2 separate regions of the Homo sapiens genome follow, and region 1 is linked to region 2. A link is a loop called in an ENCODE intact Hi-C map of the cell type or tissue named here. Cell type or tissue: MCF 10A. All regions are shown on one strand. Each heading gives the region's core, and the rest is flanking DNA. Links, peaks and the distances in the headings are about the cores only. Region 1 overlaps FAM13A (family with sequence similarity 13 member A). Region 2 overlaps FAM13A (family with sequence similarity 13 member A).

What was found. Hi-C counts contacts between places; a loop is a spot of excess contacts. Peaks named below come from ENCODE experiments on the same cell type or tissue, not always from the same donor. Only the 100,000 strongest peaks of a DNase experiment are listed, where the experiment ranks them.
Region 1: it touches region 2 in a loop (9-fold over the local background); 5 of 110 quality-filtered maps call a loop at or near these places.

The regions. Positions count from the first base shown.
Region 1 is chr4:88,931,782-88,944,982 of GRCh38, reverse strand. FAM13A (family with sequence similarity 13 member A) reads left to right here. Exons shown (of 24, transcript NM_014883.4): 5 at 6,742-6,895. It overlaps LOC105377327 (a long non-coding RNA gene), which reads right to left. Exons shown (of 4, transcript XR_938977.3): 2 at 3,258-3,403. Among named protein-coding and RNA genes, the nearest start is that of FAM13A, 120 kb to the left of the region's middle. In MCF 10A, for the core only: no CTCF peak of the experiment used is centred there; a DNase peak (open chromatin) is centred at 6,632.
Region 2 is chr4:88,808,881-88,822,081 of GRCh38, reverse strand. All of the region lies in intron 7 of FAM13A (family with sequence similarity 13 member A), which reads left to right. Among named protein-coding and RNA genes, the nearest start is that of FAM13A-AS1, 110 kb to the right of the region's middle. In MCF 10A, for the core only: a CTCF peak has its summit at 3,233 (motif pointing left); a DNase peak (open chromatin) is centred at 3,211.

The sequences.
Region 1 (13,201 bases), core at 4,221-9,220, 120 kb before region 2:
AACCCACAGAGGTTCCTTTTACATTTGCTTTAGTAGAATTTTGACAAGGGATCTCAGATTGAACTTTTTTTTTTTTTTTGAGACAGAGTTTCGCTCTTGTTGCCGAGGCTGGAGTGCAGTGGCATGATCTCGGCTCACTGCAACCTCTGCCTTCTGGGTTCAAGCAGTTGTTCTGCCTCAGCCTCTCGAGTAGCTGGGACTATAGGCACCCACCACCATGCCCAGCTAATTTTTTGTATTTTTAGTAGAGACAGGGTTTCACCATGTTGGCCAGGTGGGTCTCGAACTCCTGACCTCAGGTGATCTACCTGCCTCGGCCTCCCAAAGTGCTGGGATTACAGGCGTGAGCCACCATGCCCTGCCAGATTGGACTTTTAAAAGCATCTTAACTCTAGGAAGTCAAACCAATGCAGACATCGGACTTTGCCTGCGGCATCTAATATCTTGAGGTTCCTGGGCCTGCCAGGAAGTGGCAACTTTTTACTCACTGGCTATAAGGCAGGGAACCCTTGAAGCTAGGCAGTCTATCCACATTTTCAAATAGGATATTCCAGTCAAACCCTTGGTAATAGAACCAATGTTTCCAGTTACATGATGTTATAAAGAGGGCAAATTCTTTTTTTTAAAAGAGGAACTAGGGTCTTGCTCTGTCACCCAGGCTGCAGTGTAGTGGTATGATCATAGCTTGCTGCACCTTCAAACTTCTAAGCTCAAGAGGTCCTCCCACTTCAGCCTCCTGGGTAGCTGGAACCATAGGCGCATGCCATCATGCCCAGCTAATTTTTAAAATGAGGGTCTCACTATGTCGCCCAGAATGATCTCAAACTCCTGGCCTCAAGTCCACCTCCCACACAGTCTTCAAAGTAGTTGAGATTGCACATGTGAGCCACCATGCCCAGCAAGAGCAAATTCTTATTGAACTTATGCAAATAATCATAGTGCTGTAAAAATAAAACATAGTATAGTTTTTGAATTTCAGAGGTGTCAGGTAGGGAGGAGAAACAAATGTTTCCATTTTTGTTTACAGAAGTATCCTTTACCAAATTGCTGTAAACTATGGATAGTTTAAAAGAGAGAGAAAAAAAATGTGTCCTTCAGTCTGAAAAACAAAGCATTAAAAGAACCAGCAATATTTCAAATTTTTTAAAAGCTTTAAAAATTCATAATTCTTCTTCATCAGTTCATTTAGTCTCATGTAATTAATTCTTGCTCTATTTGAGCTTAGTTAGTAGTTTCACAAACTCATCAGTTTCTTCATTAGAGTTCTAGAAATTCTCACGCAGTCCAGTGTTATCTCAAGGTTAGCAGAAACCTGAACTTGCCAGAGTTCCTCCCATCTTTTCTGTGAACCGTCTTGAAGACACATGCTTTAAGATCACAGTTGTTTACAGAAAGCTTTTAGAAAGGCATCAGAATAAAGCAATTAACTGTGGACAAGATTTAAAATGGCCATGTTAGAACCATGATGAGAATCCTTTATAATAATGATATAATTGACAAGCAAGTTTGGTTATTCCTGTGGTGTACAACATTTTAACAGAAAGTTATGACTGATAGCACAACAGATTTATAGAAATCTCATATAGTTTTTGGAGCACATATCAATAACATATCCATACAATTGGAACTCAAAGATTAAACATCATTTCTTACTTGACAGTGTTTCCACATATAATTTAACATCTCAGATAAGCCTAATTGATTTAATATTTCTCTTTGAGACTTTAAGGAGCCCTTCTGGAATGTTCAAAAGTTAGTTTGTGATCAAAATGACTTAATTTTGAATTCAATTTTGGGAAGTTTGTCAAAAATAAAAGTTCAAAACGCTTATCAATAATAGGATCACAAATCACTGTGAATAATAGTCATTCATTTAACCAAAGTCATAATTGTAAGATTTTCAAAAGCAGTTATATCATTGTAGAAAACCTTAACTCTTTTAGTACAGACGAGATTAAGTTTTCCTAAGTAATCAATAACCTAAGAAGGAAAATATGAGGCACAGGGATTATTTTGATAAGACTCAGATTATTTGTTTCCTAGGCCAGTTACCTAGAAGTTCTCACCATTTTTTACTAAGAGCAGATAAATACTAAAGAAAACCTTGTTTTAAAACAGGAAACCAAATACTAGTTTTGCATCAGTGTATTGTTGATATCAAAGCTCAATTTTTCACCTTGTAAGGAGACTATTTTTTTCAAAGAAAATAGGCAATTCGGAGAGTTAGTAGCCTACGAATATTCAGGCAAGGTAGGAAAGAAGGGAGCAGTAGGAGTCAGGTGGGCTTTACCGTCTTTGGTATGGGTGATATCTTGCATTGTTAGCTTTTTATTAGCCTTCACAATACATTTCTTTAAAAGCAATTTTAGAACCCTATTTTTTTTTTTTTACATTTCTATTTATTTATTTATTTTTTGAGATGGAGTCTTGCTCTGTTACCCTGGCTGGAGTGCAACGGCGTGATCTCGGCTCACTGCAACCTCTGCCTCCTGGGTTCAAGTGATCCTCGTCCCTCAGCCTCCCAAGTAGCTGGGATGACAGGCCTGCACCACCACACCCGGCTAATGTTTGTATTTTTAGTAGAGACGGGGTTTCACCATGTTGCCCAATCTGGTCTCGAACTCCTAACCTCAGGTGATCCGCCCACCTCAGCCTCCCAAAGTGCTGAGATTATAGGCATGAGCCACCATACCCAGCCTCTTTGACATTTCTAAATGTCAATTAGAATAACAATCCCATTCTCTCTGCCTAATTCAAGAGGCTTGGGATTCAAGTGCACCTCTTAGAAAACAGTTTTTTTCATCTAGGATATTTCATATAATGACCATTGTAATTCTGAATTATCTTTAGTAAGATTTTGCCACTTTTGTAATTCTTTGCAGCTTCTGTGGCCATAATTTTTATTCATGAGAAAGTCAGGTGTACCAGAAGGCAGAGTACTGACATCTTTAGAAATTAGGGATCTCATTTTTATGTTGGATCTTGGGTCTTAGAGCCAAGATGGCTTTGGCACTGAAATCTCAGCACACAAGAAAAGAAGAAATAAAGAGCCCCCCTGCAGTAATAACCACTTAGAGCAACTGACGGCAGTTACCTTAAAAACTGCATCTTTTTTTGCCAATGACTCTTCAGTCACTGCAAACCAAAGGTTATGTGCCCTGCCATAGCACAAACTACCTGTTGGTACCCCAAAAGCCAAAGAGATCAGAGTACTCAATTACAAAAGAGAGCAGAGCCCAGACCTGAGAGGAACTTACACAGGATTCTCAGGGCTCCAGGAGGAAGACAGGGGACCCACCCCCCACCACTTAAAGGGGAGGTTAGCAGCATCTTTTCTGTGTTCCTCAAGGAGTCTCAGAGACATCAGTAACCTTCATTCAGGTCCCTTCACTGGTCACCATATCTGTCAGAAGACAAAATTACAACAAATTTAGTTTAAAGATCTGAATTGGCTTTATTTGCAGTTCTAGAATCATGCAATACTTCATTCCATTAAGTAGAATAAGTGTCCCAATGAGTCAAACAAGGTTGGTTTTATAGACAGAAAAAGGCCTTAAGAAAGCAGAAGCAAAGAACAAAAAGTGGATCGGTCATTTTAAAGTTACTTTCCTTGTATGGTGGGAGCTGGGAGACACAACAATAGAAAAATAACTGTTTGGTTAACATTAGGTTATTTCAGGTTAAGGATTAAAACAGGAAACTTCGCTATTCATTCCAACTGAAGCTCCTGTTTGGGAAGTTGGATATTTTCTCTCTTTCCTGATTTTAGAAAGTCAGATAACAACTTAGTTTTGATTTGGTGATGTGGAATTTTAGCATGGGTGACTCCATTTCGATTTTTAATCTGGTTTGTTGTGCTTAGTCCAAAACAATGGTCTCCTATGATTTTTATGTAATAGCCCTCTAGATTCTTGGTTCTGCCCTCTAAGTCATGATTTATTTTTAATGAAACTACTCATGTTTGCAGCTGAGTAGTTTTATCAACCTGCTTCCTGCCAATAGAATTTGGGGGTGCCAACATCATCCTTTCATTTTGTATCCTCTCTGTCCCTTTGATTCCACGTTGGCAGTGTTTTTGCTGAAATAAAACTCTGTGAGTCTTCTGTGGATTTTATAGAGATTCACTTCATTATAAGAAAGGCATATCCACAGATCGTTTAAAAATAATCCCTTTTCCATCTCATGCTACAATGGCTGAGGGATGATGCTTTTCAGTTCCTAGAGGCCCTCTGATTTGATCGACAGGATCTGTGAGGCACACCCTTCATCACTTGAAAGGGACCTTTGCCTGACTGCATAAAACCAGCTTTTGATCTTTCTGAGGTTTTAGCAAAAGTCTATATAGTCACACCCTCAACTTTTTCTATAGAGCTTGCTTTCTTGACAGTGAATTTCTTAATTTTAGTGTCTTTTCTATTTGGAGAGTCTGAAAATTTTTAAAATCATGTCCCCTTTCATTTTTGTATAAGTTCTCCCAATGTCTTTCTTTCTCCTCTTGCATTTTACTGTAAGTGGTAAGAAGAAACTAGGTGGCACTTTCAAACCATTGCTTGCAAATAATGTTAACCGTATAGCTAAGGCTATTGCTTACAGGTTGATCTTCTCAAGTAACTATAGGATACAATTTCCCTAAGTTTTCTGCCACCATCACAAGGGTCTCCATTGCTCCAATTTCCAGTAACATATTCCTCATTTCCCTCTGAGCCCTCATCAGTGGTGTCCTTAAGGTCCAGGGGTCAGTTAAGAACTGGTTCAAGGCATTTTAGGCCTTCTCTATGATGCTGCCCAGTCTCCTTCCACTACCCAGTTCCCAAGCCACTTCCACATTTTAGATATTTGTTACAGCAGCATCCCCTTCCCAGGTACCAAACTCTGTATGGTAGTGTAACAAATTACCACACATTTAGTGGCTTAAAACAACAAACATTTGCTATCTCACAATTTCTAGGGGTCAGGAATCTGGGCACAACTTAACTGAATCATCTGCTCTTGATCTTACTGTGCCAAATTCACAGTATTAACTGGGTTGCGTTTTTATCTAAAGGCTCGAGTTTGGGGAATGATTTGCTTCCAAGCTCATTCAAGTTGTTGGCAGAGTTCATTTCTTTGCAGCTGCATGACTAAGGACCCTAGCATCTTACTGTGTTCTTATGGCTGTAGCCCCACTGAAGTCCCATAGTTCCCTGCCATGTGATCCTCTTACAGCCATCTCACAACTTGACTGCTTATATCTTTAAGGCCGATGGGAGAATCTCTCACTTCAGTTTTCTGAGTTTCATCCATTGTGACACAATCATGGGAGCGACATCCTATCACCTTTGCCAAATCATATTGATCAGAAGCAAGTCACAGGTTCTATCTACACCCAAGTGTAGGAGACCTTAGGGTGCGTATCCCAAGATAGTCTAGTAGGTTAAATAGTATCTCCTAAAGATATCATAATCCCTGGAATGCGTAAATGTTACCTTATTTGGAAAACAGAATCTTTGCAGATGTGATTAAGGTAGGGATCTTGAGATATAAGGATTATCCTGAATTTTTGAGGGATAGGGGAGTGGACATGAAATGCAATCACGTGTATCCTTATAAGAATGGGGTAGAGGGAGATTAAGCACATGTAGAGAAGGCCGTGTGATGGTGGAGCAGAGAGAGATTTGCAGATGCTGGCCCTGGTTAAAGATTGATGTGATGCACCTATAATCAAGCAATGCTGGCAGCCACCAGAAGCTAGGGGAGGCAAGGAACAGCTTCTCCCCTAGAGCTTTCACAGGGAGTATAGCCCAGCTGACACCTTGATTTTGCCCCAGTGATACTGATTTTGTTCTTTTGGCCTCCAGAACTGGAAGACAATACTTTCTGTTGTTTTAAGCCACTTAGTTTATGGTAATTTGTTACAACAGCCTCAGAAAATTAATACAGATAAGTAGTAAATGAGACCTAAGTGGTGCTTTTTAAATGTATTTCTCTGGTTATTCAGTGAAGCTAAGTATCTTTTCATAAGGTTATTAACTATTCTGCAACATTTCCAACTCATGTCTTTTGTCTCTTTTTCTTTTGGACTTACCTGTTGATTAGTAGGAGTTCTTTACATAGTGTAACTACTAATCTTTGTCAGTTATACATGTTACTGAAGAAGTTTACCAGTAAATTATCTTTTTACCTTGTTTATGGGATATTCTGTATTCAGATATATTTTCAACTATTTTTATTGTGAATAATTTTAAGTACATTCAAAAGAAGAGAGAATAGTGTAATAGACCTTCCATGCGCTCATCACTTAGCTCAACAATTATCATTATTTTTCCCCAGAAGTATTCATTTCTACCTTTAAGGTTTGTACTTTTTGTGCATTATCTAAGAAAGCCTTAAATAAAGATTGTGTTGCTATTATTTGTGTGGCTATTTCTGTTATGAAAACCCTCATTCTTTTTTTACTTTTATATAACTATTATGTGTAATAATTTTTAATATATTCAAAGTACTACTGGCCTCAGTGTTCATCTCTATCTTCTTCCTGAACAGCCTATATTTTTCTTATTCAGCCCAAGCTATTGATTCAGAACTTGGGAACTCTCCAATTGCCCCAACAATGTCATGCATGTTACCAAAGAGCTTGTTGAAAATCCCATGCATCCCTATAAGGCTAATTATTCAGGAGATTTCAAAATACAAGTCTGAGTCAGCTAGCAGGCACTGTTGTGTTTACTAAGTAATTCCTCTCTTTCCCTTTCTTGTTTCTAGTGTGCCACCTGGGCTTGAAGGCATGAAGGAACAGGACCTGTGCAACAAGATAATGGCTAAAATTCTAGAAAATTACAATACCCTGTTTGAAGTAGAGTATACAGAAAATGATCATCTGAGATGTGAAAACCTGGCTAGGCTTATCATAGTAAAAGTAAGCAACTTGGTTTTTAATTTTCAGTATTGCTATAATTTTGGACAGAAGATTTTATTTAATTCTTTCTCATAAAAATTCCATATGGATATAACCCTCAGATTATTATTCCTGTGTATAGTGAATCCTTCTTATGAAATCTATTATTCCAAATGCTTATTAAATTGAAATATAGCCTTCTAAAATTCAAGAATAATAGCAATTTTATGTTTTCTTGTTGCTATAAAGTCATCTCAAAAACACTTGCATGAGCCCAGTGCTCTGATCAACTGGCCGCACCACCTTTACTACAGAAGCCTGATGTTACAGCAGGAATAAGTGCATATGGCTGTGATCAGGAGTGCTAGGTTACTAACTAGATTGCAAATTCCTGAAGACAATATTACTGTGTCTTTTTGTCTCTTTTGTGTCTGGCACAATTTGAAGCCCAACCTCAGATTCTAAGTCCCATATATTAGTTTTTGGTAACAATCATCAGTAAAGGAGAATATTTTAAAAACCTATAAAGGAGTCCTTGACAATACTATCTAAATCTTTTTATACATTGATAATTTTATAATATACCCTGTATATATTAGGTAAATGCCTGTAGGTCTCCAAAGACCTAGAATTGAGAATCAGAGGGTAAACATCCAAACAAATCCCCTAGATGTGGGAAAATAAGGAAGTTATCTTATTTCGTCGTCATTTATATTGAGGTGAATCATGATGGAGCTGGTATGAGATTTCCTCAGGAGGTTTCTTGAAGCTTATCAGGTTTACAGACCATAACATACTCTTTGCTGATTCATATAGCAATGAATGATAAAATCAGAGGCACTTGGTTTGGGCACTTAAAGGAATGTTTTCATCTCTTCTCCCAGTTGAGGCCATGACTTTGAAGAAAGGTTAAAATGGTTTGAGTATCAAGTAGCATCCTACAAAAGGATCTAAAACTAGATTTTCTAGTTTGCTCAGTTAAAATGATAAAATGAGATAATTGGAGACTATCAGTTGTAAATCTGAGTTAGAAATAACACGGTAGCTGAAAAAAATGTCAGTGATTCACAAGAAAAAATAAGAAAACAACATTACTTCAGTTTTGCCTCAGAAAAGTTAAATGATTTTTTAAATAGAAAAAAATCGCCCTCAAGTTTGTTCCTCTAGTGCCTATGGTACTTTGAAAAGGATCTCTTTTTAAAATGTTAAAAGGTAATTAACTTTGTTTCAGCAGCATCTCTCAATCACATATACCCCATAAATATGTACAACTATTAAAGGACCTATAATGATAATTAAAAATAAAATATTTTAAAAATCTTTTATAAACAATTTTTAACACTCATACCTTTTTACTAGGGCAGATAAAATAATAAGGTGAACCTGAAGTATAATGGAAATAGATAAATATAATCTTAGGCAGGGCAAACTTGCTGAGATAAAGCTAATTGCTGGAATATGCCAATGGGAAGTTGATATGGTTTGGATGTTTGTCCCCTCCAAATCTCATATTGAAACGCAGTCCCTGGTGTTGGAGCTGGGGCCTGGTGGGAGGTGTTTGGATCATGAGGGCGGATCCTTCGTGAATGACTTAGTGCCATCCCCTTGGTGATGAGTGAGTTCTTGCTGTGAGTTCACAGGAGACCTGCTTGTTTAAAAGTGTGTGGCACTTCCCCCCCTCACTCTTGCTCCCACTCTCGCCATGTGATATGCCTGCTCCCCTTCTTCTTCTGCCGTGATTGTGAGCTTCCTGAGGCCTCATTAGAGGCAGATGTTCTGTATGGCCTGCTGAACTGTGAGTCAATTAAACCTCTTTTTGAAATAAATTACCCAGCCTTAAGTATTTCTTTATAGCAACACAAACAGACTAACACAGATGTTATTTGCTGTGCAAGTAAAATAACACCTGTTGAGATCTGTGGAAGAGTGCCCTGCTTGGAAATCCTTGAGTGACTAGGTTTAAGGCTGGTGGAGAACATCGTATGAGAATATAATATAAGACATAATTCTGTGGGAGCCAAATACAGATGTCTTAGGTAGATGAAGAAGAATATAAAATGGTGCTCTTTTAATGTAAGTTTCAGATCGGCCTAGAGGCAGATAAATGTCATGATTAGAAACTACATTTATATTCTCTGGAAGTGTCATTCTGCCAAAGCAGAATTTTAATGCATTTTTTTTAACTGATCTCGCTGATAGTCTCTTCTTTGAGAAAGTAGAGAATGTGACAAGGGGTGTGATTCTCTGGACTTAATCGTAACGAGTAAGGATGAAATAGAAGTTATGGAAATCATTTCAAAAGGATGTGCCAATGCCATTTTAGAGTTCATAGTAATAAAAGGAGAATATGTTAGCCACATTTAGATATGTAAACATTGACAATGCTTAGAAAACAGACTTTTTTGAAAATTGTAAAGATCATAGAAACATTAGATAGAAACTAAAAGGTAGATGGGCTTAAAAGAAATTGAGAATCTCAGAATGAAACTATTAATATACTGAAAAAGAAGAAAAATGAGAAGGTAATTAAAGAAAAGTTATCTTTCTGTTCATTTTTTCATATGAGTTCAGTTTTTGGAAGGATGAATATAAAGATAGGAAATGGGCGCAAAGTAAATGATAAAGACCCAAGAGTAACAGGGACATAAAATATATGAGTTGGGAATAAGGCAAGTCTCATGTAAATGACTTAGATATAAGGCTTTTAAGTGGGGAAAAGGACTAAACATAAACACTGACATACCTCTGTATATCCCAGTTTGGAGAACAGAGTCATAAAGTGTTGAATGAAGTTTCTTATATATTCTTGCATGTGAAACGGAGATTTGGGCCCAGAGAAATATGTTCGGTTGTATTTGGACCTAGATAAAGAACTTTGACCAGAGTATTGGAAGATGGAGTCTTTTTCTGTCATAGGCTATCAAAGCCTAATGTCTGTTTCTGTTCAGCTGACTCTGGTCAGTAGCTGCAAAATTGATCATGGCATCTACAGCACATTCATCAGCCTCACTTCAAGACAGACTTCCTCTGTCTGAAGGCCAAGGTAACAATAAGGGGAAAAGTTTTGTCAGTATGACTTCCCCTTCAACTTTGCTTTCCCTGCCATTCTTTGGGAGTGAACCTAGGTCCCTACAGAGTTTTTCCAGATTCTGCAATGGTTTGGCCATGTTGACTAGATCTAGTTACTCCAGTGAAGGAAATTTTGGATAGACCTCTTAGCCCTGTGACATTTGGAGAAATATGAGAATGTATATGTTGGCCCTTGGCATTTTAGCCTACATTTTGTTGAATTTGGCAAATAGTCTTCACAGTCAGTGGTCCACAGTTATGGCCATCTCTTACTTCACTTAAGTTGGAGGTTTCTTTTCTCTCTTTCATTAGTTTTGTTTTTATAGGTTTCAAGAAGGGAATTTACATAGGAACATTTTTATTTTGTCAAAATGAAAGGTTACAGCTGTATTTCTGAATAACTGGGTTAGGAGAAGCACATCTTTCCAGTAGGCATCTAACAGCCACAGTCTAATTTCTCCAGCTGCAGGATAATTCTAGATTTTCTCTTCAGAAGGTGTTCTAAATCCAGACACTAGTGAAGCCCCATTCAAGAAATAACTTAATCATCCAGATATTTACATACACAAAATTTAGTGAGAAAAGTATGGATAAAATAATGGACCATGGACTATACGTTGAATTCATTAAATCCAAGTGTTAATAATTATTCGGTGCCTACTAGGAGCAAAGCATTGTTCTAGGCATACTGAACAATAGATGAAAATCTCTGCTCTTATGATTCTTATATTCTCATGGAAATACACTAAACAACAGCCAATAAAAAAGAAAAGAAAATATGTAGTATGTCAGATGGTGATATATTCTGTGAAGTAAAATAAAGCAGGGAAAGGCAGAAGTAGAGGATTGGCCTTTGCTTATTTAAATAGGACAGTTAAAATGCTTCATTGACAAGAAAACGTTTGAGTAGAGACTTGAAGGAAGCAAGGGAGCAAGCCATGAAGACACTTGAGAGAAGAGTATTCCAGGCAAGGAGAAGAGCAGTACAAAGGTCTTGAGATGTGAATATACCTGGTCTGATGAGCAGTTGAGAGGCCAGTACAGTTGGATTACCATGAGCAAGATGGAATTGAAACGAAATGAGGCCACAAAGGAAACAAGGGATCAGCAGATTGTGTCTATTCATAGATCATTTTGAGGACTTTGACTTTTACTCTAAGTGAAGCTATTAGTCAGTATTAAGCAGAAGAGTGCTACGTTGTGACTTCTGTATTAAAAAGATTACTAGGTTCTTGAAAGGGATAGGCAGAAGTAGGGCAATGTATTAGGAGTTTATTACAGTAGTCCAGGTAAAAACAATGGTAAATTGGGCATGGATGATGGTAATGAAGGTGATGAGAAGATCTGAAGGTAAGCTAGGATATACAACAGCAATACAAAAGGAGGTACTAGAGACTGTAGTTAGGCTAAAGAATGTTTGAGGCAGAAGTAGATGAGCAAGCAAGCTAGAAGAATAGGGGCTGAAAACAGGAAATAGGAGGTTTGCATTACTGATTTTGGAGGTTGAGCTATCTGGAGTGAAAATAAGGCTTAGATTGGGTTTATGAGCATGAGGGACTAAAGTGAAGGAGAAGAGAAAATTATGGGAAAGGAGAAGGCAAAGAGATGGGAGATAAAGATATTGATGGTTTCTCCTTATTGACCCTGAATTTACCCAGAAGGGTGGCAGATATTGAGGGGGACAGTAGTCTATGAGCCTGGTTTGTCTTGTTGTCCAGTTTGTGTATAAGAGTTATGAATATATATGTAATAGGGTTCATGCAAACCTCATATATATGCATCCTATAAAATAATGTGATGAGCATATTGCTAAGTATCTATCTAGAAATATCTAGATGAATATGAGCCTATTCCAGATAAACATGTTATAAGACTTTCTTTATTAGACAGTGTTGCTGTTGCTCATTATATCTTTTGGAATTTTAAAGTTGTCTTCAGAGCATATATATGTCATTCATATACCATATTTTTCTGTATATCATTGGACTGGGAAATCTTCGTACTTTAATGCTTTATTTGATTGTGGGAAGTAATCAATAGTCATTTTAACCTATGGCATATCACTAAGTTGAGGAGTGCTGATTATATGTTAACTTTTGGGTTTAAAATTTAAATCTGGCTATAAAATAATTATGTTGATTTTCTTATATGACTTTTAAGCAAACTCTCAAAACAGTTACTAACAAATGCTCTGAGCAAAGCAAAATATTAGAATGGCCTTCCATAGCGATTAGTTCGAAGGAAGTGCCCACATTAATAAATGTTATGGCAAGTTTGACCACAAAGCTCATTTTTTTGTGTATTTGACTTTCCGGTCAAAAAATTTAATATTGTTTATGTAGAATCAAAGTCACTTACCATATAAACTGATATATCACAGAAACTTCCTAAACCATTTCCCATATCTTTTTCATGCTCAAAAACATTGCATGTGTCTCCATTTTCATTTAGGGCCACAGCCTAAGCACAATTAACTTCAACAAATGTTTATTCACTTTTTTCTTATTTAATGCAAAACTACTCTGGGCAAAGCTTTGTACTAAGTGCTGGAGAGCTTCAGAAAATAAATAAGACATGTCCCTGTCCTTGGGGGACCTTACAGTCTAAAAGAAACAAACAAACTCAGTGTAGGAACACAGGGGCAAAAGGGAGAATAGGGCTTTATGCTAGACATTGTGCCAAATTCTTCTATATATGTATCTCATTTACTACTGACAGTAACCTCACAAGTAATTGATCTTAATACTGGTTTACAGATGAGGAAATGTAATGATAAATTGCTTAAGATCACACAACAGTAAATGACAGAGCTGGGTTTTGAAATCAAGAAAGTACTGATTAGAGGCAAAGTAGAGAAATAACCAAAATCTTAGAGATTTAACTGAGGCCATCAGTGCCATGAGCTTTTATATGTGTTTTCATTTAATGAGTATGTACTGTAGCAACTTAGTGTCAGTGTCAGGAAAGTAGTTGAACTCTGTTCTTCTGACTCCTATATGTCTTCACTATTCCTAACCTCTTCTGTAGCCCCTCAAGAATATTAGAACCTTCTGAGCAGCAGGAGAGTTATAACAGGAAATAAAAGATGTTTTTGGCTTTTTGTTGTTTGCTTCTTTGTAATCTGATTGTATTATCTCTCCTTTTGTGTAGGTAAACTTACATAGTGAGAATGACTAGCTTGTACCCACCAAAATCTATATGTTATCATTTTGAGCATTTATGAAACTCAGAGGTGGCACTTATTTAGAATTCATTTGT
Region 2 (13,201 bases), core at 1,153-6,152:
ATTTTAAATCAAATAGTAAATGTGGTTTATTTAAGGATAAAAAAAACTAGACAAAAACTAATTTCATTTTTAAAAACCATGCCACAAATATTTCAGTGAATGTTTTTGTTTTAGCAATGAAAAATAAGCTTTAAAACATTGCTTATTTGCAAAATGGTTTCTACAGATACTTACAGTGAGATAAAACAGTATAGTCATTTTTCCTTCACTGTACTAACAAGGACACTGTCATGGGAACCTGATGGGGGTGTCCAAAGAGTTCCTTTTGTAAAAATTAAGAATCCAAGGGAGCAGAAAGTGGTTTACAAATATATCTAAAATTTTTCTACGTGAACTCAGTGAAAATGTCCACATGCTTAAAGCTTGTGAGAGACTAAAACACTTTGTGGAGTCTTGATTTGGTTTCCAACTTTAAAGTTGGAGACATTTTTCCCCTTATAATGACATCAGTTCTTAAGGGTTTTAAGCGAATTGTATTCTAGATAAGAATATTGGCTACTACTGAACTCTAATAGCCAGCCATGTGATGCTCTAATAATTGTTAAGAAGAAAATAGATCTTTATACTGTTAAAACATTGTTTAGGCAATCAAAACGATTAAAGCTAAAATAAAACCATCATTATTTCCTGTAAATTATTTTGTATTTTTAGTCATGATTAATGAACCTAGTAGGAATAAATGCAGGAATAATTTGAATTTGCATTCAAGAATGTTGAGTTGCTACTTTTGTTTCTTTGCATTACCATTCTGAAGAGCGCTGTTACGTGCATTCACTGCCGCAATGTTTACCCAGCTCTTAGAGTTTAATTTGACTGATTTCCCTGCAATCTTTACTGCCAGCCTGTACCTACCTTTGGTTATAAACCTCCTGAAGGTAAAGACCAGGTTTGTGCGGTTGTCTTTGTTAAGCGTGCCTTGTGAATTTAAGCATTTGTGTAGAAAACTTTCCCGCCCTTACGTGTAATTGTTTCTTCAAATCCCAGTTTGGTATCTTTGGCTATTGATTTCTGTGACTCTCGTGGTAATGATGACTATTGCGGACTCTCCCCACCGTTATGGGCCTGAAGCAGGAAGGTTCCAGAGCCTTAGCAGTATTCTTGGAAGGAGTGCTTTGTTCCATTCTGTTTAAGAGCACCAAGGGATAGAAACTACATTGAAATTGGATGTGTAAAAGAATAGCTTTAAATAGCAGCTAAAGAAATTCATGCTCACTGTTTGTATTTAGCAGAGAGTTCAATGCTTCTCATACTTTGAGTGCATGAGAATTACCTAAGGAACTTATTTTTCAAATCAAATCCTTCCTGTTGCCCTCCTTCCCTAGACTCACTGCATCCAAATCTGGAGGTAGCAGAGAGAGCATCTGCATTTTAACAAGCTTCCTAAATCTAATGCAGATGGTCCACTCGTAGAGAAACACTGATCTAAATTCTAGTTAATGATTATAGCGCTTATAAAGCTAGTGACAGCTGGCATATATAGGAATCTAGCATTATACTACTCAACATCTCCAAATAGCATATTTAATATCTGACCTTATGTGAGGATTTTTTCATAATTGATGCTTTCATTTCCTAAATTGTCAGTTTTACCTATTAAAACAAAACATACTTAGAGTGTTGTTTAATATTTTCTCTTTGACTGAACACTACTCTGTACTGCCAGTTATCCTAAGGTAATTAAGACACAGCTCTCCTTCAAAGAGGTCACATGCTAGTTAGGATGCAGACACATTACCAGACAATTACAGTACCATGTGGTGAATTCAGTAATACACAGTATGATTAGCATAGTAATAATAGAGATGTGCCTAGATGGATAATATTATCCTGTGTATTATTTAACCCCGTGTAAGTGTGTGATTTTATTAGGGGCATGTTTGTACCCTAATGTCTACTTAACTTACAGTTTTCATAAATGCCTCTTTAGCCTTTCTTAGCGTATTGTGAGAGTGTATAGAAGATACGTTGTTACTGCTAATCTGTAGCCAAGATGAGAATGACAGATAAGGTCAAAAACTAAAAATGAAATAAAATGTGTCTTGCTATCTGTTTATTACTGAATGTTATTGGCAGAGTTTCCAGGATGGAGTTGGCTGTTTAGAAACTCATGATCTTTAGAAAAAACATGGCAGAGGCTGAATGTTTAAATTACAACCTTCTGTAAAGTCCTCAGTTCTTAATGATTCACTACATGGCTTAAAGACAGGATCTTATTAACTATCTCTATTGAGATAATTAAACAGTCCCAGTTATTTTTTAAAATACTAAAATATTTACATACTACTTATAGCTAATAATGAAACTCAACATAGTGTATCAACTTATATGGATATTCTTAGCATCGGAAAAAGTTCCTTGAGAAAAATAAAATAATATCAGAAATAAAGGGAGGGAGAAACTATATTAAACTAAGAATTGAAATATAAGTTTTCTCAGGTGACTAAATTTACCTTCTGTCACTAATGAGATAATCTGTTTTGTCAGATCTCAGGCCTAGTTTGTACCACAGGCTCTTTGTACAATTCATATTTCATTGAGTTTTCTTCCCCTTAGGTATTGTGGGGATGTAGGTAAGGATCTCTATTTTATGTATAGAAAGACTCAAGCAGGCTAAGATACAAAATTTTAACTCTGAGTCATAGCTATGACAAAACTCTCAACTTTCATTGCAGTATTTTAATTTGCTAGACTAACTTTCCAGTAAACTAACTGAATTTATATCCACAAGGAATAATGATGGCAGATGAGATGAAGTTATGAACCTGTGAGTGCTGATGATTGATGTGGATTCCTTTGATTTCAGTGCATTGACATCTGCTTTCATGTGTTGGCATCCTGTTCTTTCCTGGGTTTGTCTACCAAAGTGAGAAGCTGAAATCAATCATGTCTATGTAATTATTTTTTTCATGTAGCAAATAATGATATCCAGTGTATATTATTGAATATTTGTTTTATGATGGTGAAGCACATCATAATTCCAAATTGCAGTGGCTCTTCTTCAAAAAAGACTTAAAGACGATTAATAAACATGTATTAGTGACCCAATATCTAAAAGTTTCACTGAAGCTTCTTATCAGTAGAATTCATCAGTTCTTCCTAAGCATCGCTCTTTAGAATATCCTTTTGCCAACGTAAACGTTGATAACATGGGGATGGTATGGGAGTTCACCAGGGAAGAACCCAGGTAATGTTGGGCCAGCTTGTGAGTTTCTGTGTGGTGTTAGAGAGCCCTCTGCTGCTCGTGGAGATGACACCTTTCAGTTAATTTATCTAGAAGTCTCTGTTTTTCCTAACTTGTTGGCACTCTGGTAGCACTCCTGGCACTGCCCTCTCCCTCCACAAACACAGTCTGGGAGGGAGTTAAAAGCTGCCTCACTTTAAATCTGGGCCAGTGCCTATGGGTTGTGTGTCTGAATTTATGCTTTATCACTGTCAGTGAGAACAAATAAGATCTCTGTGGGCTCTGTTCTCACATGATGGTTTAATTACCCATGGAGCCCAAATATTTGCTAATTACTCCAAATAAAGAAGATAACATGAACTAAGGTGAGGATATTTTCAAATTTTAGGATCATCCTGTCTAAACCACTGAAAAAGTAAAGATGTTAACTATTCAGTACAAACCAGTGGTAAACTTGCCATCAGAAAACATATATAGACACTGACAGCTAGCTGGCCATATATGAATTTGAGCAGGTCATTTTCATTGTCTGTAAGAGATGATACCACCCAAGGTACTTATTTTATGAGGGAGATTTTGGAGTTAAAGAATGTGATAGGACTAGGCACAGTGGTTCATGTCTGTAATCCCAGCACTCTGGAAGGCCAAGTCCGGGGGGGATCACTGGAGGTCAGGAGTTTGAGACCAGCCTGGCCAACATGGTGAAATCCGTCTCTACTAAAAATACAAAAAGAAAAACAAAAAAAAAAATTATCTGGGCGTGCTGGCATGCTCCTGTAATCCCAGCTACTTGGGAGGCTGAGGCACAAGAATCACCTGAACCCTGGAGTTAGAGGTTGCAGTGAGCTGAGTTCATGCCACTGCACTCCAGTCTGTGCGACAGTGGAAGACTCTGTCTCAAGAAAAAGAAAAAGTGATAGTTTTGGTTTTGTGGGTTTTGTTTTGTTTGTTTTGTAAATGATGAAACTACTCAGATGTAAAGGGTATGTTGCTTTTCTTTTAGTTTTGTCTTCTTATGCTTGCAATACAGTTTCAATTCCATCAATGCAAAAGTGCTTAGCACAGTTCAGGTAGTGCTATATCATTGCAGTGCATTTCATCGCATCAATATTGGAAGATGACCTCTGGAATGGTTTGCAGGAAGTACTGTTGAAAATAGAATTGAACCAAATTTCTTGAAACTCTCAAAGCTTTCACCCTATTTTTTCCTATGAAACTTACATTTGTCTGTGGTGCAGAATGGATTCCCAATGGAATAGTATGTTCTGTATTAAACATTTTTAATGCACTATTTATTCTTACCTTAAGAAGAACTAGAAATAACTTTTTTTTTTTTTTGAGACAGAGTCTTGCTCTGTCCCCTAGGCTGGAGTGCAGTGGCACGATCTTGGCTCATTGCAACCTCTGCCTCCTGGGTTCAAGCAATTCCCCTGGCTCACCCTCCTGAGTAGCTGGGAGTACAGGCATGCACCACCATGCCCAGCTAATTTTTGTATTTTTCGTAGAGACGAGGTTTCACCATGTTGGCCAGGCTAGTCTCAAACTCCTGACCTCAAGTGATCTACCCGCCTCAGCCTCCCAAAATGCTGGGATTACAGGCATGAGCCACCATGCTTGGCTATAGAAATAATTTTTTAACAGCTTTATTGAGATATAATTCACATATCATACAAATATGCAATTCAATAGTTTTGAGTATATTCACAGAGTTGTACAGTTTGCATGTAATCATATCATCAGTTTGCATGTAATCATATCATAGGTAATCTTTTGTGAGTAGTTTCTTCCCCTTGGTATAATGTTTTCAAGATTCATCCATGTTGTGGCATGTATCAATACTTCATTCCTTTTTATGGCTGAATAATATTATGATATATGGATGTAGCAAATTTCGTTTATCCATTCATCAGTTGATGGACATTTGGGTTATTTCCACCTTTTGGCTGTTATGAATAATGCTGCTATTAACATATGCAAAAGTAACTTTTGAGAATTATGAAAATATAGACTCTATTTTAGAGCCAAACGGATCCCTAAAGATAATCTAAATTATAGCTTCCATTTTCCAGATGACTGAACTCAAACACAGGGAAACAAAATGACTTGTTCAGTGACATATGTAGAAACAAATGGAAAACACTCTACACACATGTCTAAAGAATAGCCATTTGTATACGAAGTTGATGATCATGGCATGTATTTGGGATTAATAGTGGAGTTTTCCCCCATTAGAAGCTTAGTAAAGGGAAGAGTCTATTGTCATTCAAAAGATAAAAACTAGCTAACTGGCAGAGGAAACTGAACTCCTGACCTTCCTCCCATTAGCATTGAGCTCTAATATATAGACACTTACTGCACTACAGATTAAAAGTGACTCGGGACAGGGCAGCTTAAGTTGTTTTTATGTTAGGCACGTAGCAGGTACTCAGTAAATACTTGCTGAATTGGAGACTACAGAGAAATTTAATGGAAGCATATCAGAACACTATTGTCGACATAATTTCTAAAGCTTTCCATATAAATTGCTAGGAATATTCTTATACTAAAAAATTGCAAGTAATTTACTCACCCTTAGTTATTATATAAGCATTCCTGTAGTGCAAAGAAAAAACAATTTGGAACACTACTTCTGTTTACATTGCGGAGTATTTGATATTTACCTTGAGAAAGAGGAAATAGTTTTTAGTTTATTTCCCAGAGTTACTGTATTCATTAATGCAGTTTAAGGAAAATGAAGTTCCTATTTTATATGTACATTGAAATAGGAAGGTTTCCTCTTCTGCTTCTTTTTTCTTATATAATGATAGAGAGGATAAAAGACTATTTTGTAATTATCTGGAATTAATTCTACTTTGGTTTTTTTAAGATAAAGATTTATTCAAAAAAGTTGAATTTACCTTTCTTTTTTTTTTTTAGAAAAAGAACTTGGATTCTCTTATTCCTAGTACAGATAGCAACTATTAATATTTTGTATTTGGAGGAATGTTTTGTCATAGACACTGAGTAGTTTATACACTAGGGATAAACATACATCTGTCAATGGAAAATGTTAAGAGCAATGTTACATTCAGCCTTCTTTAATTTTTCTAAATAAACGTAGTTCAAGATTGAATTTCTAATAAATATTTTAAAGTTTTCAGATTATAATAAACATTTTCAGGTCACACAATATCTTAGCTGATAGAGATACACTGAAGGAAATTATGACAAGTCCATTTTTACACATAAAAATGGCAGATGAACTTTGTTTTGACCAAGTACACATGAGTACACTTTAAAAATTGTAAATGAATCTTTTGATCTATGTCCTTTTCTTGCAAAGAGATTTGTCTGTATTTCTAAATTTAAAATCCCTTTCAAATTTTAAACCATCATTTTAAGATAAGCTCTGAAATAAATTTGACTTCTGATATCAAGTATAGACTTAGAATATTGTTGCTAAACAAATAACGGACTCCAGAACCAAAGTATAGTACATTATAACCCTTGTGCAAATTATCCCAAAGCCAGATATGGAAATTGATTTTAGTTTTTGCATGAGAAAAGACATGTTAATGGGAAATAGTGGGGCCAGGGGTGGTAAAAATAAGATAGGAGAAGCCTCGGAAGTTGCTCTTTAAAATTAAGGTGCCTAAGTAACAAAGTGAAAATAATGAGGTGGGGGGGTGGTTTAAGACATATGTTTTATAATACCTTTAAAGACCAAGCTCAGGAAAACATGGTATCTTCTCATCAAATCTAAGAATAAAACTCAGGGAAGCTGGGTGCGGTGGCACACACCTGTAATCCCAGTGCTTTGGTAGGCAGAGGCAGGAGGATCGCTGGAAACCAGGAGTTGGAGACCAGCCTGAGCAACATAGTGAGACTCTGTCTCTACAAAATTTTTTTTAAAAATTATCTGTGCATGGTGGCATATGCCTGTAGTCCTACCTACAAGCTGAGGTAGGAGGGTCACTCTAGCCCAGGAGTTTGAGGCTGCAGTGAGGTATGATCATGCCACTGTACTCCAGCCTAGATGACAGATTAAGACCCTGTCACACTCCCCCCAAAAAAAAGACTTCAGAAAACTTGAACTTACTAGAAATAAAAATAAAGAATTGAACTGCTTTACTCAGATCATATTAAAGGAATGGAACTGAAAGGCTAGAGAAAAAAATTAAGCGTTTAGAAAAAAACATAATAGATACCAGTATTTTGCAGTCAGCAAAATGATTATAAAAAGAAATAATTTCGCTGTCTAGGTTAAAATAACTCTTGAAACTAAAATTAGAAACTAAATGCTGGCCTGAGTAGACCATTGATACCCTGTGTTTTATTTTTATAAGTGACTTTCCTCTTTTTCAACTCCTTGATTTGATAGAAACCCAAAAGCCTGCCTGTTTCTCCAGTGTCAGCTTTCTGGCAGGTCACTGCTGCGCCCCTGGTGCTGAACTCCCTCAATTGCCACACCTGCCGAGTTATTAATTCTCCCATGCTTTCCAAGCACATTCTCTCTTCTCTCTCTCTCTGTCTCTCTCATAGTTCTCCTCCTGTGCATTATCTTTCTCCCAAAAAAATGCCTACGTGACCCTCAAAATTCACTCCCTGTGTGGCTTATCTAACTGAGCCTCAGCTAATCTGCCAGACTGCATAGTGCTTCAGAGTGGAAGGGCTGGAGCTCTGACTTCAGACTTGGATTGGAACCTCAGCCGTTGACTGCCTCTATGGCCTTCAGCCTGTTAATTAACCTTTCTAAAACTTGTTCTTCTTATCTGAAAAATCTGGTTAGTAATTCCTTCCTCCATGATGTCTTTGAGGATTGAATGAGATAATGCACGTAAACGCTTTGTACAAAGCCTGGCTTTTTATGGTGAGCTCTCAATCAATGGTAGTTATGTATCCTTTTTTTATAATAATCAAATTTCAGGTTTCCATTTCTCTGCTAGCCTGTAAATTCCGTGAAAGTTGGGATTGTGTTTTCTTAGCCTGTGTATCGATCATGGATTCTAATACACTCAGAAAATGTTCTCATATGAGCACCTGCCCGTGGTTGTGGAAGCGCCCAAAGTCTAGGTGTAGGTTGACATCAAACCTTCATTCACTTTCCAGTTGCTGCTCATCATCCTAAAAAGCAGCGGAAAGTCAAGATGATGTCAGAAACAAGCCTTGACCCATTTTTCTGTGCACAGTCCTCCTCTGGCTGAGGTGAGGGGTGTTCGGGAGAGGATGACAGGATAATTTGCATGCCTTCTGCACATCTTTGTCTCAAGAATTCCACATTCAGAGTTAACAGTTTGGGAAATTATGTGTCTGTTAAAACTGTGTTAACAAACCCTTAATAAATTTGCAATAAGGTAATAATTGAAAGAAGTTAGCAAAAACAATTTTCTTTTTCCTTCTTTCCTTCTACAGGTATCCCCATATTGTTTTGATTTTGTTTCAGTGACTAAAGATTTGAAAATACTTTATTTACTAATGTTATAAAAATATTTTCTCATCAACTAATTTCATCCCCCCAAAGAACGTTACTGTATTTTACGTTCTAAATTACTGCCTCCCTAAGACAATGTTTTTATGTTTATAATAATGATAAACATCACTTTTCTGAACAAGATCTTAAAGACAAATGAAAGCTTCCAGCTGCCCAAAATTTCTTCAAACCTCAAACAATCTTTGTGTTTGGCGTGAAGTGAAATAATTTTTTTTCCCCTACTCTCAAGCCAGAACAAACAGATATAGTGTGTGGCAAGGCCATACTCAAACATTACCTTGCCCGAACATATCATTTTCTGGGTTCTCTGTATACCACAAAGAGTACAGTGTTAAAATTATGGGCATAATGGCAAAGCTCCCACCTCTTATTGTGCAGTTGGAAAAAAGAAATGATTTTCTTTAAGTAAGGATGGGAGAAAACCCATGGCACAGCTGAAGATTCATTAAGTTTTGAATAGATGGGAAAAAGAAAATTTAAAATAATCAATGTACAGATATCAGAGAATGCTCCTAGGCAAAATTAGTTTTACAAATTATAAACAGTATGTTTTCAAAATATTTAATCAAACACTACTGCAAGCACTCAGCAAAATCTTGATGATAGTGATTTTATTCAAGAGCCATTTACTAAGCACATGCAGTGTTCTTGGTACCTAGCTAGGTGCTGTTGTTACAAAGATAACAACAAATCTGGAAATGAGACAAGCCTCTGAGCTCATGAATTTCAGTGTTATGTGCTAAGCACTCGGTTATAGCTATGAACAAAGTGTCTTGAAGCCTGGAGGAAGAAGCAACTCCCTCTCCAGGGTGCTAGAGATGGCTTCCCAGATTAGATGACACTTGAACTGAGAGATGAAGTATTTACCAGGCAGAGAGAGGTGGAGAAAGGATTTAAGGTAGAAAGAACAACATGTACAAATGGAAAGAGTTGCAAAAGTGCAATGAGGTTTGTAGAGATATGTTGGGTTGCAATTGGGAGGGACTTCATGTGCCAGATTTAGGCATTTGGATTTTTATCCCAAATGCAGTGGGGAAGTAGGAGAGGCTAAGGACGAACTAGTGTGGAAAACAAGGAAATAGTATTGCCCCTGTGAAAGACTAATACAGTGGAAATGGAAAGGAGAGATCTGACTCAAGAGACACATCCTTTTTTTGAGACATAATCCGTACAATTTGGTAATTGATCAAATATGGAGGTAAGAGATTGTCTTAGTCCATTTTGTGCCACTAAAACAGAATACCATGGGCTGGATAATTTATAATGAACAGAGACTTATTTCTTACAGTTCTGGAGGCTGGGAAGTCCAAGCTCAAAGGTCTCATATCTGACAAGGGCCTTCTAGCTCTGTCATCCTGTGGCAGAAGGCAGAAGGGCAACACAGTGAACTCAATGAGCAGGGGGGAGAGTGTCAAACTCATCCTTTTACCAGGAACCTACTCCCATACTAACCAACCCACTCCCACAATAACAGCATTAATCCATTCTTGAGGGCAGAGCCCTTATTAAGTAATCACCTCTTAAAGGTTCCACCTCTCAACACTGTTTCATTGGGAATTAAGTTTCTAACACATAAACTTTGGGAGACACATTTAAACTATAGCAGGGATAAAAGTCGTTAAGGAAAACAGTTGGCTTATAAACACAATGTAAATACTATAACAAGAATAAGATTCTATTCTGTGACTTCTACACATGTCTCAGCGAGGATTCCCTGAGAAGTGCACTGTCAGTCAATCAGCAGGCAGTCATGGTTCACTTTTCACCTTCTAGCTGTAGAAAGAGATGCAAAACAAATGGAAGGTAAAGCAACTCCTCTTCCCACCCCCCACTTAAGAACTCTGTTCCTTTTCCCCCCACATGCACATACCCCTACCTCCATGCAATTTCTTAGACATTGCAAGCTGTTAATCAGAAGGGCATTCAGAGCTGGCACTAGCTGAGTAGGTAGGATTGAAATGGAATGAGATGATCCTTAGTTTTCTGTAAGTATAATATTTCTTTGATTCTAGAAGACAGAATAGGTGATAAAGAATGCCACAGTCGTACAAATAAGGAAGAGCCATGGAGGCCATGTCCTATGCAAAATGATGTCCTTCACTGTCTCTCTGAGTCTCATTCTTGACACCGTCCTGTGGTGTAACTAGGGAAAGACTATTTAAGAGAGATTTGGAGATATTCTGTCAGCTCCTCCTGGCCTTCCACAACTACGTCATCATGCCCACTACTGGGCATATCCAGACCCATTTTCTCTCTGCTTTTCTTTACCATCTACACTCAGCAAAATCTGTACTTCTTTGGTCCAGAGCTGATTTTGGCAGTAGGACAGAGAAAGAAATAGTTTTTTCCCTTTGTCTTGTGAGAACATAGATCTTAATTCATCAGCATTCATTCAGTGTGCATTATATAGCAAGCAAGGGAGATGTGTATTTAGCATAGTGTTCTAGAACAGTATTTTTTAATTCTGTGGGTCATGACCTATTAGTGGTCATAAAGCCAATTTAGCAGGATGTGACCAATATTAATAACGAAATAGAAAATATCCCAGCAAACTAAGAATAATTTTTGTGAAATTTATATCTGATTTATATGTATGTATACTGTCGTGATATAAAATGTGTTTCTAACTGAATCATCATTAAAACTTTAAAAAAATATTGTATCTCGACTGCTTATGAGGATAGTTCACTTGAATGAGAGGTTAGATAGACTTTTGAATACAGGCCTGGAAACCAAATCCCCATGTCAGTATGGGAAATTGATTATAGTCTTAGCATTCCTGTAAATGAACTTTCAGAGCATAACCTTTGTGTAAGTAAGATTGAAGCACCTTTGTTAGGCATGTTTTTCTATCTGAATTTGATATGTTCCAGGCCTCTTCCCTAGCTTCAAATAGTTCCGTTGCTTGGGGCAGCATAACTCCAATCTTCACATGATATTCTGCCTGGGTGCATATCTGTCTCTGTGTCCAAATTTCCCCTTTTTATAAGGACATTAGTCATATTAGATTCAGGCCCATCTTAATGACTTTATTTTAATTTGATCATCTCTGTCAAGACCCTGTTTCTAAATAAGATAACTTTCTAAAGTATGAGGGATTATGGTTTCAGTGTATATTTTTGGGGTGACATAATTCAGCTGATAACAGTATATTTCAAATTTCCACTAAACAGACAAAAATTGGTAGAAATATTTTTCTATCATATTGGAATAAAATCTAAATCTTTGGAAGTCTTTTTGTCTATTTGTTTTGCCTTCAGAATAATACCTCTTACTGTTAGCTAAAAATTTCTGTTCTGTGAATACTAACAACTTCAGCTCTTTGCATTTAACCTTTGGTCTGGAAAATCTATTTGCCCTTGAACTGCAATAATTTGTATTTCTACTGGCTAAGAGTTGTGTTCTTAGGCACAAAGTGCAAATAATAAAACTATAAACAAAGCTGCCTGGGTTTACAAAAAAGAATTGTAAAATATCCCCCACCCGCAACAAATTACAGCTGCAAACAGTTATGAACTGATCCGAAAACTCTTACATTTGTTTTCCAGGAAAAAAAAAAAAAGCCCACCGGGACTTTTTTTTTTTTAATGTTCTTGATTGGGACCAAACCAAAAACCTAAGCAACAGAACAGTGGCTGCCACGTACCTCCCCAGTTGGCAAGGGGCATGGTTAACGACTGAGACTGTGGATAAATTGAAAATGCTCAAGTACATGTGTTGCACTTTATGTTTTGAGAACAAGGAAGGAAAGGAAAATGTGCTAACTTCACTTATCATTCTCTAAGAAAATTCCTCCCCTTACATTTGTAGCACATGTGGAAAATGCCTGAGTTCCTGAAAAAATGTTTACTTTATACTTTTCTTTTGTTTCTTTATACTTGTCCCTCACTTTCTCTTTTGCTCCTTGTTTTGTTTTTTAAGCCTCATGGATGGTTTTTCTAGTTTCTTCAATGAATGGGACCGAATTCTTAGCATTTACTTGTTTTTCTGTACTTTTCAGTATTCAAGGAACACTTACAAACTATTTCTTCTGTCTCAAACCACTTAGAAATATATTTAAAGTGTGTGGCTAAATATGCAAATTATGTTAATTTTCTGGTAGCCAGCCACATTAACCAATTAGAAAGTTGAAGTAATTGGAGAGTTAAAAAGGGAATGGAATGGAATGGTGGTTTGATCGAGTAATTGAAGATCCATTCTGGGTACTTGCCCTGGGAATTCTCCCAACATTATTTGGTTTTTCTTAGACATATACAACACTATGCCTTTCATGATTTCCTTTAGCTTGCTGTATAATTAAACTGATAGGCATTGCACTGCATTCTGTGGCTTCAGTTTAGAAATTAGGGTAACTCATGAAGAGATTATCAGTCTAGGTGTCATTTATTTATGTGCATTAACCAATGTCAAGCTGTATAAAAAATAAGTTAGACAGGACTCTGCTAAAACGTAGATAAAAATATCTAAGTTATTGGCATTCTTAGTTGTAGCTTCTTAGATTTAGACTGTTATTTAGGTCTATATGATAAATGTTCTTCCTACAAGCAGTT